3 separate regions of the Homo sapiens genome follow, and regions 2 and 3 are each linked to region 1. Evidence: chromatin contacts called from ENCODE Hi-C or POLR2A ChIA-PET data. All regions are on one chromosome and are shown on one strand. Each heading gives the region's core, a stretch centred on a gene start or an enhancer-like site at or near the end of the contact. The rest is flanking DNA. Distances are from core to core; before and after follow the strand shown. Region 1 holds the start of SETX (senataxin). Region 2 has its middle 38 kb from the start of FAM78A. Region 3 holds the start of SLC2A6 (solute carrier family 2 member 6).

Region 1 (4,438 bases), core at 1,411-3,910:
AGTTTGTAATTTGTACTTATTTATTCATTCCAAATAAGTATTAATTTTCATTTCTAATTTTATATTTACAAAGTCTATTGCAGTGCTTCTGTTTAACATTCTATAGGTTGTGTAAGTTTTGGGCTCAACAATTCCTGAATGCACCTTGAATCAATGAGTCTCAGGACATAACATTGAGTGTAAAAAGCAATTTGCAGAAAAATACATCCTCCATAATTCCATATACAGAGTTAAAAAGCATGTAAAATTTATATGTTGTTCACAGACAAAAAATGTGGGAAGATGATAAGGCCTACAGAGGGCTTCAGGGACAGGAGGAAATTATGACTTTTGTGGGCTCTGGGCACAAGTTACCTTCATGGCACTTTTCTCCATTAAAAAAAATGATAAAAATTATATTTTATGGCCGGGTGCGGTGGCTCAAGCCTGTAATCCCAGCACTTTGGGAGGCAGAGGCGGGCGGATCACGAGGTCAGGAGATCGAGACCATCCTGGCTAACACGGTGAAACCCTGTCTCTACTAAAAATACAAAAAATTAGCCAGGCGTGGTGGCACGTGGCTGTAGTCCCAGCTACTCGGGAGGCTGAGACAGGAGAATGGCGTGAACCCGGGAGGCGGAGCTTGCAGTGAGCCGAGATGGCGCCCCTGCACTCCAGCCTGGGCGACAGAGCGAGACTCGTCTCAAAAAAAAAAAAAAATTATATTTTATGACTGTGGTGGTATAAAGGCTGTGTTGGTATATTAGTGTTATATGATAAAACAAAATATGTTCAAAATATTTGACAGGATGAAGAAGTAGAAAAGAGGAAAATAACGGTCAACGCGTGCTGCTCCTTAGACGGTTAAATTTGCATAACGGCCACCACGCCCTTCCAACAAGCCACGCCCCCTTGCTAGAATCTTCCTTCGCCTTGGGCCTTTCCCGCAGTGTTCCCCTGGGCTTGCTCCTCATCCTCGGGCCAGGGTTCTCCTCGGTAAGGCTGTATCTGACCCACTTTTCCCAAGCTGGCCCATCTCAGCCTCTTTTTTTATCGCCTGAGTCACCACTACTAATTGTTTAATTTCCCTGTCTCCTCTATTAACTGTAAGACGGTGACGCTGCATCATCGTGGTCAGTAGTAGGCGTTACTAAAAGGGGGTAGGGGCCGGGTGCGGTGGATCACGCTTGTAATCCCAGCACTTTGGGAGGTCGAGGCGGGGCGGATCACTTGAGGTTGGAGTTTGAGACCATCCTGGCCAACATGGTGAAACCCCATCTCTACTAAAAACATGAACATTAGCCGGGCGTGTGGCACACGCCTGTACTCCCAGCTACTCGGGAGGCTGATGCAGGAGAATCATTTGAACCCAGGAGGCGGAGGTTGCAGTGAGCCGAGACTGCGCCACTGCACTTCAGCTTGGGTGACAGAGCGCGACTCCATCTCAAAAACAAAAAAGGGGGGGGATAGGCTTTCCAGTGGATTTTACTCATTTTTATTTATTTATAGACTTTTCTGAGACAGGGTCTTGCTTTGTTCCCCAGCCTGGAGTGTAGTGGCACAGTCACGGCTCACTGCAGTCTCGATCTCCCGGTCTCAATGGATATCCACCCCCTGCCTCAGCCTCCCAACAAGCTGGGCCCACAGGTGCTAATTTTTTTTTTTTTTTTTTTTTTTCCGGAGAGAGAGTCTCGCTCCTTTGCCCAGGCTGGAGTGCAGTGGTGCGATCTCGGCTCACTGCAACCTCTGCCTCCCGGGTTCAAGCCATTCTCATGCCTCAGCCTCCTGAGTAGCTGGGATTACAGGCACCCGCCACCACGCCCAGGTAATCTTTTTATTTTTAGTAGAGACGGAGTTTCACCATGTTGGTCAGGCTGGTCTCGAACTCCTGACCTCAGGTGATCCACCCGCCTCGGCCTCCCAAAGTGCTGGGATTACAGGCGTGAGCCACCGCGCCCGGCCTCGGTGGCTGAGTTTTAATTTTTTTTTGTACATACGGGTGTCTCGCTATGTTGCACAGGCTGGTCTCTGAACTCCGGGCTCAAGCGAGCCTCCCGCCTGGGCCTCCCAAAGTGGTGGGATTAGAAGCGGGAGCCACCGCACCAGCGAGGGATTTACTCTGCTGTGTTGCGCATCGCGCGCATTGTTCGCAAGACCTAAGGTCTCCCTTTCTTGTAATATAAAGGATATACACATATTCCTCCGAAATTACACGTTTATGTAATTTACATTTCAGGTCTTTAAAGGAAATCTAAAGAGAAAAATTACTTCGTCACCGTAGTACATCCGCTGAGACACCTGAGGCGTGGAAAAAAGAAGAAAAAAGAGGGAACGGAAATGGCCAGCGGGTAAGGGCTGACCCCACCCGCAGCAGAGCTCATCCCGGAGCCGCCCCACCCGCAGGAAGCCCCGGGCGGGGCCGAGGTCAAGGTTCCGCGGCAAACTCTCCCCGTCCACCCTGACGGGGACTCGGGATTGGTCGGGCCCCAGCTGCCCGGACGTGACGCCAGCGCCCGGCGTGGGCGGTGCACCGCGGCCGCTCTTCCCATGCCCCGCCCCCTGGGGGGCACCAAAACCAGAAAGCAGCGGCCGGGGCGGGGCCTGCGGCCGGCCGACTCAGCGCGGGGGCGGGGCCTACCTCGCGGCAACAGCTGGTTGGTAGCTGCGGCTGCGGGCCCGCACTTCCGCTGGTGGCCTAGAGCGGGGCCCGGTATGGAGGTGGGCTAGAGGCCGACGCCAGCCAGAGAGCGGTGAGGGTAGCGGCGGGCTGGAGGCCGTAGGTCGGGCGGGCGTGAGCGCAGGCGCGGCTTGTGCTTGCAGGGCCGCTTCGGGGAACCATCGCGGCGCCTAGGTCCCGGTGGGCGGATGGGGGAAGAGTCGGCGCGGGCTCGGCCGCTTCCCTCGGTGCGGGGGCGGGAGCACCCCTCGACGGCTGGCGGCCGCCTGTTGCCTTCCTGCGCGCTGGACCCGGCCGCTGCGACCCCCTGTCCTTCCGTTGTCTACACTGCGGTCTCGTGTGAGCTGTTTTTGGTGTGGATACTGCGTAGTTTCCTTGGGGCTGAGCGGGAGGTCTCGGGGTGGAAAGTGTCGGTTCCCTCCACACGCTCGTCTGCCTCTCGCCTGGAGTCCCTCCCTTTGTTTTTTTTTCTTTTTTCTTTTTTTTTTTTTTTTGAGACGGGGTCTCGCTCTGTCACCCAGGCTGAAGTGCAGTGGAACAGTCACGGCTCGCAGCAACCTCGTCTTCCTGGGCTCCAGCGATCCTTCCGCCTCATCCCCCCGAGTAACTGGGACCATAGGCGCGCGTCACCACGCCCGGCTAATTAAAAACAAAATGTGTTGCAGAGACAGGGCCTGGCTGTGTTTCCCAGGCTGAGCTCAGCTGCTCCAGGGATCCTCCGAGCCGCCGCGCCCGGCCGGTCCCTTCGTTTGGAGGAGAGTCTGTTTCTCCCACTTGGAGGGGCTGGAGCTTTTGCTGCTGGCCACAGGACTTTGTCCGTCCTCCCCAACTTCTGGGGATCTAAGGATGTGCCCAGCAATTTGCACGACCCAAGTGAAACGGGGGTGACTGCCTTGAGGGAAAAGAGCTCCACAAGGAGAAGGCCGAGTGTGGTATTTGATAAGTGACACAGCTGAGGATCCTAGGATTGATGTTACCTGCGCGGGCTAATAACTTGGGGGATTTTTGGCTCGGTGCCTAGCTGTCCCCGTGAGTGGGGACAGCCCCTTGTGGAACTGGGAGTCAGAATTGCAGTTCTGCTGTTTCCTGGAAGTCCACAGCCAAGTTGTCTAACCTATCTGGGCTTCCTCATCAGCCAGCAGTATCTGTCTGTAATAGGATCGATACCAGGCTCAGATGGGATATAGAGTATAAATGCCACTTACCAATTTCGTTTTTTGTTTTTTAATTTCAGAAATGTTCTTTTGGGGCCAGAGTCTGGGCATATATGAATGCAAATCCGTGTTTGTTCACAACTAAGCCCAGCTGAGACGATCACTTTTCTGTAGGCCATTTGTCCAGGTAATAATTTTTTTTTTTAGCAGGAGTTCAGAGCACCAAGGTAAGTGCAATGATGGAAACATGTGCAGAGTCCTAAAGGGACAGAGAAGAAGGTCATCAGAGATAGACTGGAAGAGAGGACGGGTCGGACAGGCCCCCCCCCCAGACGTGATGACACTCAGGAAGAGCTTGCACACTGGTTGTTCTCAAATCCAGCTTTCTCTTCGAATCTTAGTGGAGTTCTTTAAAAGGGAAACAATTTTATCCATAGGATCTTTTCTACTTTTTTTTTTAAGTTCCTGAGGTAAGTCTGATGTGTATTCACAGTTAAGTACCGGGCAGAGGTAGGAGGGTGGGTTTCCAAGGCCAGTGGAAGAGCTTCCATAAAGGCAGGGAATACCAGTCACCATGAATGGTTTTAGGAAGAGCAAGTCAAGGGAGGTAAGTGTGGAGGAAAGAGAT
Region 2 (4,464 bases), core at 996-3,495, 1.1 Mb after region 1:
CGGCCGGCAGGAAGAGGCACTATTCTTCGCCCTAGAGTTCTGAAGAGTTTGCCTCTAATCCTCTCATGTTGTTTTCCTTCTCTAGACCCGGGATTTCCTCACATGTACCAAGCTGAGCAGTACTCAGTTGAATACTCGAGAGGACCCTCCGCAAGGGTCCAGAGTTCTCTCTGTGTGAGGCCCTCTCCTCCCCAGTCCTCTGCTTTGTAAACTCCGGGAGACTGTCGGGCTCCTCTTGGGCTCTCCTTCCATGCACTGTGATCTGGACACACTCTCCAGGCGGTAACTGGGGCAATCATATGGCTCATTCATTAGTTTCTTGAATCTTGGGGATCACTGTCCTTCCTTGTCTGATGTCTACTGTCTTGATTTTTTTTTTTTTTTTTTGGCAGAGTCTCACTCTGTCACCCAGGCTGGACCTTTGCGGGTCCCCGAGCCCCATTCCTGAAGTGAGTGCTGCCGGTCAGCTGTGGGATCAGGGAAGACTTCGTGGGGCACTGGGGTCCGTCTGCTGGGGCCTGGGTCTCTCCCTGAGAAGGCAGGGAAGCCACCGTGAGCACCCCAGTGACTCTGCCAGGCGCTGCCCTGAGCCCCGTGCAAGCCCTGCCCTGTGAGGCACACGGCACCTGCCTCATTTTCACGGGGGGCAGATGGGACGGCTTGCTCCAGCTGGTGTCTCAGAGAAAGGCCTCCTCCCCAGGGCCTCCTGCACCCAGTCTGCACTCTTCACCACTCACCTGGCTGCCCTGCCCTAGTGCGTTCCTGGGATGAGACCCAGAGGACCCCTGGGCAGGGTGGGGGAGCCCTGGCCTTGCTGTGTGCCTCTGGTGCCATTAGCTGGCCCTGTGCCCTTGAACTGTCTGAATACCTGCTATCTCTTGTCATCTCAGGTGGGGGTCTGGCTTTTGAACAAGTCTTGGCTTCTTTCTAGGAAGTCGTGCTGGGAGTCATTTATCAACAGTTCCTGACTCTTGCTCTGTCCTGGCACTGCCCTCACAGAGCTGCCCGTTGCTGGGACGGACTAGATAAATGAATGAAACCACCGACTACACGAGAAATTTCAATTGCGACGGAGGCCTCAAAATAGCAGTGCGGCAGGGCAGGAGCACACAAAGGGAGCCAGTGCCTGTGAGCAGGTCAGCCCACCAGGAAGGCTCTGCCGTGGGGAGGTGGCGCTTAAATGGAGACCTGCAGGATGAGCAGGAAGGGACAGAGGATGGAGCGGTCCTGTGGCGACGAGGAGAATGGGCCATTTGAGAAGCAGAGAAAGTGCAGAGGGGCCTGGAGAACCGCAGGGAGAGTTAGATGCGGAAGGGGGCAGGAGGGGGAGGAGGGCCAGACAGGAGGGCCTGCAGGCACTGTGAGGGCTGCATGGCAGCCAAGCCCCCTTCTAGGCTTCCAGATGGAAAGGCACTAGGTGAGGTCGAGAAAGCCAACATCCGATGGGCCACAAAGCAAAGCTGCTTCTGTACCCTCACGGGCCAGGATGCCAGCAAGGAGAGGTCGCCTCTAGCCAGGACCGGGCTCGGCTCTTGTCTCATATGCTGGGGCTCCCGCCTTCCATCCACAGCCCACTCGCTCCCCCCACCCCTGCCTGTGGCCTCTGCAGCTGGCAATCTAGGTCTGAAAACAATGCAGAGAATCTCCGGCCGGCCGGGGCTGCGGTATGGATGGGCTTCTATTTATAACAATGCAGCAACTGCCACCTCAGTGGGCCTGTGGCCTGACCTCTGGTGGGACTCTGGCAAGCCTCAAAGCCAGACCCCAGAGGAGACGGCAGAGGAAGGGCAGATGACACAGCTGAAGGGTATGGAGCCAGCTGCTCCCACCCTGGAGTCCTCGTCAGGACCCGCAAACCCCTGTCCATGTGCGGTTCACGCCAACATAAGCTAGACAGGCCCGGCCTCTGCCCAGCCCCCGCCGGGCTGCCGTTGTAGACAGATCGTGATCACAGATACAAACAGGTGAGAGGCAGCAGAGGGGACAGGTAACTGCGTGGTGTCAGGGTTATTTGCTGTGACTGATGTCAAGGCCGGCTTGTTTTCACAGGGTGGTCTGCTGGTCGGTAAGGGGTTCAGCAGTGTTGCTGGCACCAGCCGGCAAGATTTCTTTGGAAATGAACAGGTATCTTGGAGAAGAATCAGGAGATCCAATGGTAGCCAGCCAGGGCCTGGCAGGAGCGGGAGGGAGACACTGCCCGGGCCCCAGTGCTGGCTCCGCCCCTCATTCTCTTGTGAGACTTGGGCAAACCGCTTCCTGGCTCAGCCTCATTTTCTCATCTGAAAGCTGTGGGTTGTAGTACGTGGCTCACAGGGTGAAATGTGAAAATGTCAGTGAAGGGCTTAGCATAGTCAGTGCTGGCATGCTGTAGCCATCCAGTGAGTTGTTACTATTACAAAGCAATTTTTAAAAAGGAATGTGTGTTAGAAACACAACCAGCAGGAAGTGAGCTGTGCTTCCGTATAGCAACATCAACGAGGCAGCGGTTCCCAGCCTGAGTGCCAAGGACCCCAACTCCAAGGAGAAAGGTTCCGAGCAAACGTATTTGGGAAATGGCGGACTGTTTCCTCTTGTTGATTTACAAAACATATTTGCATATTAAAGGCTCAAAAAGGTCTTTTTTATAATAAAAAGATGTTAAATTTTGTTCCATCCACTCTTCCTAAACTTATATGGCCATAGAGCCCCCCCCCACCTTTTTTTTTTTTATAGAATACTAACTTCCCATAGGAGACATTTTGAAAACGGCAGAAGTTTGGGGGTTGATACACCCTCCATCCAATTGCTCCTCCTCCTTTCCCCAGGAGGAAAGTAGAGAGTGATGTTGAGACAGAGCAATGGGGGTGCACACGCAGGAATCCGACCAGCTGGCAGCCCAGGCTGGGAGATCCACTATCCCTGCCTTCCAGCCAGGGTGCTCCACGGACTTCCTCAGAGGAAGTTCAGGCAAGAAGCCCCATCTCTGGCATGAAACTGGGCCAGTTTTGTTGGCTGAAAATCAAATGCCGAGAAGTACTGGACAGGTCTTCTAAGAGAAATTACAAATGGGGCCAGGTGCACTGGCTCATGCCTGTAATCCCGGCACTTTGGGAGCCAAGGAGGGCGGATGGCTTGAGTCCAGGAGTTCAGGACCATCCTGGCTAACACGGTAAAACCCCGTCTCTACTAAAAATACAAAAATTAGCCAGGCGTGGTGGTGCACGCCTGTAGTCCCAGCTACTCGGGAGGCTGAGGCAGGAGAATCCCTTGAACCTGGGAGGCGGAGGTTGCAGCGAGCCGAGATTGTGCCACTGCACTCCAGCCTGGTGACAGAGCAAGACTCCGTCTTAAAAAAAAAAAAAAATAGAATAAACAACTAAGTGGCAGTCCAGAAGCCAAGTGGGGTGAGCTGCTGCAAGGCAGGATGAGGGCAAGGAAGGTCTTTCCTCCTCTGTTACAGGGACTCACAGAGGAGGGTTCAAAGTGTTTTGAGTGGCAAGGAGGTGACTTGGCCCACTTGTGCTTTTAGAGTTTTTCTTTTTTGAGCAGGTGCCAGAGCGGCTTAAATTTACACTTGTGTTTCTTATCAACAATTTCAGATAAAATCCCTTAGCCTGGATTAACTGCAAAATAAACATGTTCATGGGAGCTGGGTTCTGTTTTTCAGATGCCCCCTGGGTGGGTATTTATGGCTACTGTCCTTAGATTAAAGCAGAAGGCCCATGGGGTTCATGGACCATCTGTACAAGAATCACCCACTTTAGGAAAAACACAGATTCAAGGGCCTAGCCTAGCCCTGATGAAAAATCTCCAGCGAAAGCCTGAGCGCCGCACTAGAGCCGCACCATTCCCCAGCAGCAGGGTCCTGTGTTTGATAAGGGGCCTGAAGGCCAGGCAGGAGATGTCCCCACCCCACAGACCAGATGAGGTCAAAGTGGGAACCAACTTGGGATCATTTAACCCAGATGTCAGGCCAGAGCCTGCGGGTGAGCGTAACAGCATCGCCAAGACTGGGAAGCAGCTTTGGGCCAGGTGCACCTCATTTAGTCCGAACCGCCACCCTGCCAGACAGGTATTCGAATTCTACTTTACAACTGAGGGGAAAAACTCTCAAGACACAGAGGCCAAGTGCCTCGTTCTGGTTACAGAGCTGGTGGGGGTAAGAGTGAGGGCAGCCTGCACAGTCCACTCCTTCTCTGTAATGCCAGAGACCTGACCTAGAAGCCTCTCTGGAGGCTGCCACAGAGAACGCAAAGCTGAAAGCAGGCACCAGGACACTCACAGGTGGGCAGGGCCATGTGGAGGGGACCACCGGCTCAGCCACATCACCGTGCCACAGGACTCATACTTTTGCCCAAACGAGAGGCCGGGATTGTGGGTGTCGTGTAACTGGGGTTCTACCTGTCCCTGAGGAGCTCAATTTGGCCTCTATCCCTATGTTGCCATCTGAAGCACCAATTACCAGTGTGATATGTGTGTCTGGAA
Region 3 (4,697 bases), core at 2,007-4,506, 1.1 Mb before region 1:
CCCATGACAGAAGATTCATTACAAATTCAAGCTCATCCACCCAGCCTTTAACATTAAAAGGCTGTGAAACAGGGCCGGGTGCAGTGGCTCATGCCTGTAATCCCAGCACTTTGGGAGGCCGAGGCGGGCGGATCACGAGGTCAGGAGATGGAGACCACCCTGGCTAACACGGTGAAACCCCGTCTCTACTAAAAATACAAAAAATTAGCTGGGCGTGGTGGCAGGCGCCTGTAGTCCCAGCTACTCAGGAGGCTGAGGCAGGAGAATGGCGTGAACCCAGGAGGTGGAGCTTGCAGTAAGCTGAGATGGCACCACTGCACTCCAGCCTGGGGGAAAGGGCGAGACTCATCTCAAAAAAAAAAAAAAAAGGCTGTTAAGCAGGGTTCTGTGCAAGAAGGCTCACACCGGCTCATTCTTTTAGCCAAAAACTGTGCTACATCCGTAAAACACTACACTACGCGGCTGCAAATAAGAACAAACCACTGAACATCAGCAAACCACTGATAAATTTCATAAACATGCTGAAAAAAGAAGGCAGACAAAAAAACAGTGCTTCACATAGGTTCTCTTTATAAGACCACTGTAATCTATCGTCACAGGAAGCAGATTAATAGTTTACTGGGGAGGCCGGGCGCGGTGGCTCATGCCTGTAATCCCAGCCCTTTGGGAGGCCGAGGCCGGCAGATCACGAGGTCAGGAGATCAAGACCATCCTGGCTAACATGGTGAAACCCCATCTCTACTAAAAATACAAAAAAATATTAGCCGGGCATGGTGGCGGGCACCTGTGGTCCCAGCTACTCAGGAGGCTGAGGCAGGAGAATGGCATGAACCTGGGAGGCGGAGCTTGCAGTGAGCCGAGATCGCACCACTGCACTCCAGCCTGGGGGACAGAGTGAAACTCCCTCTCAAAAAAAAAAATAGTTTACTGGGGAGCAGGGAAAGGAGGTTGACCTCAGAAAGGCACAAAGAAACCTTCTAGAAGGGTGGAAATGGGCTGGGCGTGATGACTCACGCCTGTAATCCCAGCACTTTGGGAGGCCAAGGCGGGAGGATCACCTGATGTTGGGAGTTTGAGACCAGCCTGGCCAACATGGTGAAACCCCATCTCTACCAAAAATGCAAAAACTACCCAGGTGTGGTGGCGGGCGCCTGTAATCCCAGCTACTCGGGAGGCTGAGGCAGGAGAATCGCTTGAACCCAGTGGTCGGAGGTTGCAGTGAGCCGAGATCGCACTACTGCACTCCAGCCTGGGCAACAGAGAGAGACTCTGTCTCAAAAAAAGATAAAAGAAAGAAAGAAAAGGTGGAAATGTTTTATATCTTGATTGGGGGTGTTTGGGGTTATACAATTGTCAAAACTCATCAACCTATATTTAAAATGGATTCATTTTACTGTATATAAATTATAGCTTAACAAAGTTGATTTTTCTTGTATTTTATTTTTTCAAGAAGGCTCTCCCTCTGTCACCCAGGCTGGAGTGCTGTGGTGTGATCACAGCTCACCGCAGCCTCAAACTCCTGGGCTCAAGCAATCTTCCCACCTCTGCCTTCCGAGTAGCTGGGGCCACAGGCACTTGCCATCACACCTGGACAACTTTTTTAGCTTTTTGTAGAGACAGGGTCACTTTGTTGCCCAGGCTGGTGTCAGACTCCTGGCATCAAGCAATTCTCCTACCTTGGCCTCCTAAATGCTGGGATTACAGGCACACACCACTGCACCTGGCCTAAAGTTGATTTTAAAAGAAAAAAAATACATTTTAAAAAAAGAGAAGGCCGGGTGCGGTGACTCACGCCTGTAATCCCAGCACTTTGTGAGGCTGAAGCGGAAGGATCACAAGGTCAGGAGTTCAAGACCAAGCTGGCCAACATGGTGAAACCCCGTCTCCACTAAAAATACAAAAATTAGCCGGGCGTGGTGGCACATGCCTGTAATCCCAGCTACTTGGGAGGCTGAGGCAGGAGAATCGCTTGAACTCGGGAGGTGGAAGTTGCAGTAAGCTGAGATCGTGCCACTGCACTCCAGCCTGGCCAACAGAGCGAGACTCCGTCTCAAAAAAAAAAAAAAAAATACACATATAGATATGTAAAAATACATACACATATATATGTATATACGTATATATATGGCCACGAGGACTGTGCAGCCTGATCACCATACCAGGGTGTGCCTGAGTCCAAAGCCTATGATCTTGATGGCAAGAAAACGGTGACGTAAAGGGGCTGCACAGTTTAATGGGGGCCCCAATAGCAAATATGCAAAATAGGCACATGAGGAAAAGACTGGAAGAGGCTAAAACGCCATCAAGGTCAGGCTGACGGGAGATGGATGTGATTTTATTGTTCTATTATGGTTGTATTTCAATCATAATAAAAGGGAATTCTAACTTTTAAAAATGCTTTACCATGTTAATAGCTAAAATGGGAAATGACCCAAATACTCAGCAACAAAGGCTCCGTTTAAAAGCGTGTGTGGCACGTCCATCCAACAGAGCAGGGCGTGATTCCGTCCTCTTCCCGAAAAGGCCCAAAGGGAGAGGTGGAACTGCTGTGGGATTTTTTGAGGACGGTCTTCCCGGGAATTTTCCATTTCTGCTTTTCTTATTTTTCAATGTTATCTTACTACCTGGGTTACGTGTCACGAGCTCAGGTTATTTCTACCACCAGAGCCTGGGGTGGAGGATACAGACCTCGCCCACTGGAGCTGCCCACAGCGCCTCGCCGGCCCCTCCTGCCTCCTTCGTCCCGCACATCCGCTGCTGCCCTGACACACCCCGATTCCCTGGTGCCAGGGAGAGCCAGGGCAGAGGTGGCCCTGAGACGCCACGCGACGGGGAGGGCTAGAGCGTAAGGAGGAGCGAGGTGCGCATTCGCTGTGACCCTGGCGCTCGGCTTCGCCTCTCTGGGCCTCGGTTTCCACCCCGCGGGAGCGAGTACGACAGGGGCTGCGCGCATTGCCGCAGTCACGCCTGCAAGAGCCGGGCCGGGTGAGCCGCTTCCGGCGCTCCGCGGGGGCCCCGGACGATCCAGCAGGGGCTCCGCCCTGGGACCCCCATCCTGTCTTGGGGCGTGACCTTCGGGGGCGCACGCGGTGCCGGCCGCGCCCGGGGAAGCCGGGTCCGCATCCGAGCATCAGGACAGCCTGCGGCCGCCCCATTGGCCGGCGTGTCTCTGCAGGGCCGTCCCACAGCCAATAGCGGCCAAGGGGCGGAGCCTGGCCGGTGCCCTCGGAGCTGCTGGCCCCGGGCGGCTGCTCCAGTCTGAGCGCCCTCCGCTCGCCCCGAGAGAGACCCGGCCATGCAGGAGCCGCTGCTGGGAGCCGAGGGCCCGGACTACGACACCTTCCCCGAGAAGCCGCCCCCGTCGCCAGGGGACAGGGCGCGGGTCGGGTGAGAGTCGCTAGGTTGGGGGCTGCGGGTGGGGCCTGGGGGTGGCCCTGGTTCCCTCCAGCCGGCGGCAGGCTCCCGCCCTGGGCCTCCCCTGACCTAGTCGCCACCGAGGGGCCATCTGGCTCCCTCCTGTCCCAGACACGCTACTCCTATTTAAGGAACTGGTCCCCCTAAGGGAAGGAACGATCCACGAGAGTACCGGGCCCAGCCCCCCACTGCCACAGACAGTGAGACTGAGGCCCCAGCGAGCAGGGGTTCTGCCTGAGGTCACACAGCAAGCCTCCAGCCGCCGCCCTGGGGGCAGAACCAGAGCCTCCTCTTCCGGAGAAAAGGCCCCAGCACCAGAGGCTCAGCCACTGCGGATGAGCTAACAATGGCCTGGGAATTTCCCAGGGGAGCTGGGGCTCAGGCCCTGGGAACGTGAATGGCCTTGGACCCAGGCCTCCCTAGCACTGCCCGCTGAGCCGGGCAGCCACTGGGTTCAGAAAAGGCAATGGTCCCTGGAGGAGGGACTCAGAGACCCTGGTCTTTTTGTCCGCCACCATCACCAGGACCCTGCAGAACAAAAGGGTGTTCCTGGCCACCTTCGCCGCAGTGCTCGGCAATTTCAGCTTTGGGTATGCCCTGGTCTACACATCCCCTGTCATCCCAGCCCTGGAGCGCTCCTTGGATCCTGACCTGCATCTGACCAAATCCCAGGCATCCTGGTTTGGGGTAAGGACCATCCTCTGGAGGAGGGTGGGTGCAGGAAGGAGGGACCTGCTGAGCCTTATCTCCAGCTAGGAACCTCCCAAATTCTCCACCTTGGGGGTCCCTCCAGGGCCCTGGTCCCCCCTCCCCCAGCCATCCAGGCCACTAGTGGGTGGGGTAAAGCTACAGGATTCCTCTGAAATGAGGAACTGAAAGCCAGTGGAGAGGGTGAGGGAAGGAGCAGGTGGGGAGGTGGCTGTCAGGGTCTATACTAGGTGGGGCTGAGGCTTCCCCGGGTCCCCACACCCACAGTTGGCTGGATGGGGGCAAGGGTATCAGGTGTCAGTGGGGAGAGGCACTGGCTGGGGCAAGGAGAGTCCGCAGGACAGATTGTGGGCTGATGGAGAGGAAGATCCCAGAGTCCCAGAGTCTAAAATTATAATCTTAATAGCCTCATATGTAGAGTTGTTAACATAGTAGTTAAGATAAAAATTCCCAAGGTTTACTGAGCACTTCCTATGTGCCAGGCATGTGTTGGGCACTGAACGTTCATTGATTCTCAGGGCCAACGCCACGAGGTAGAACTTGCGCTCTCCCCATAAGACAGCTGAAGAAACTGA

What was found. A loop is a pair of places that touch in the nucleus more often than their neighbours do. ChIA-PET counts read pairs that join two places held with the same protein, here RNA polymerase II (POLR2A). Pooled maps may share reads with other maps.
Region 2: a map of natural killer cell shows a loop between it and region 1 (4-fold over the local background). The contact joins the enhancer-like site here to the promoter of SETX in region 1. A Hi-C loop is called at or near these places in 1 of 168 maps with a recorded cell type or tissue (natural killer cell) and 6 of 50 pooled maps. POLR2A ChIA-PET finds 5 or more read pairs at or near these places in 1 of 52 experiments (activated CD4-positive, alpha-beta T cell).
Region 3: a loop to region 1 is called in a map of heart right ventricle, with 20 times the contacts of the local background. The contact joins the promoter of SLC2A6 here to the promoter of SETX in region 1. A Hi-C loop is called at or near these places in 1 of 168 maps with a recorded cell type or tissue (heart right ventricle) and 3 of 50 pooled maps. POLR2A ChIA-PET finds 5 or more read pairs at or near these places in 1 of 52 experiments (naive thymus-derived CD8-positive, alpha-beta T cell).

The regions. Positions count from the first base shown.
Region 1 is chr9:132,353,208-132,357,645 of GRCh38, reverse strand. It overlaps SETX (senataxin), which reads left to right and starts at 2,660. Exons shown (of 26, transcript NM_015046.7): 1 at 2,660-2,729; 2 at 3,891-3,997. RefSeq lists silencers at 2,361-2,750, 2,801-3,010 and enhancers at 2,395-2,894, 1,876-3,075, 2,895-3,396.
Region 2 is chr9:131,235,957-131,240,420 of GRCh38, reverse strand. No RefSeq gene overlaps it. Among named protein-coding and RNA genes, the nearest start is that of FAM78A, 38 kb to the left of the region's middle. RefSeq lists enhancers at 2,008-2,167, 1,964-2,531, 2,587-3,087, 3,088-3,588, 624-4,464. Within about 2 kb of position 2,245, at least 28 of the 41 ENCODE cell types and tissues checked have a DNase peak (open chromatin) inside an H3K27ac peak, as active enhancers do; they include natural killer cell, where a contact is called at or near this core.
Region 3 is chr9:133,477,658-133,482,354 of GRCh38, reverse strand. It overlaps SLC2A6 (solute carrier family 2 member 6), which reads left to right and starts at 3,256. Exons shown (of 10, transcript NM_017585.4): 1 at 3,256-3,387; 2 at 3,939-4,101. The coding sequence starts at 3,296. RefSeq lists enhancers at 2,745-3,246, 3,667-3,726 and a silencer at 2,857-3,506.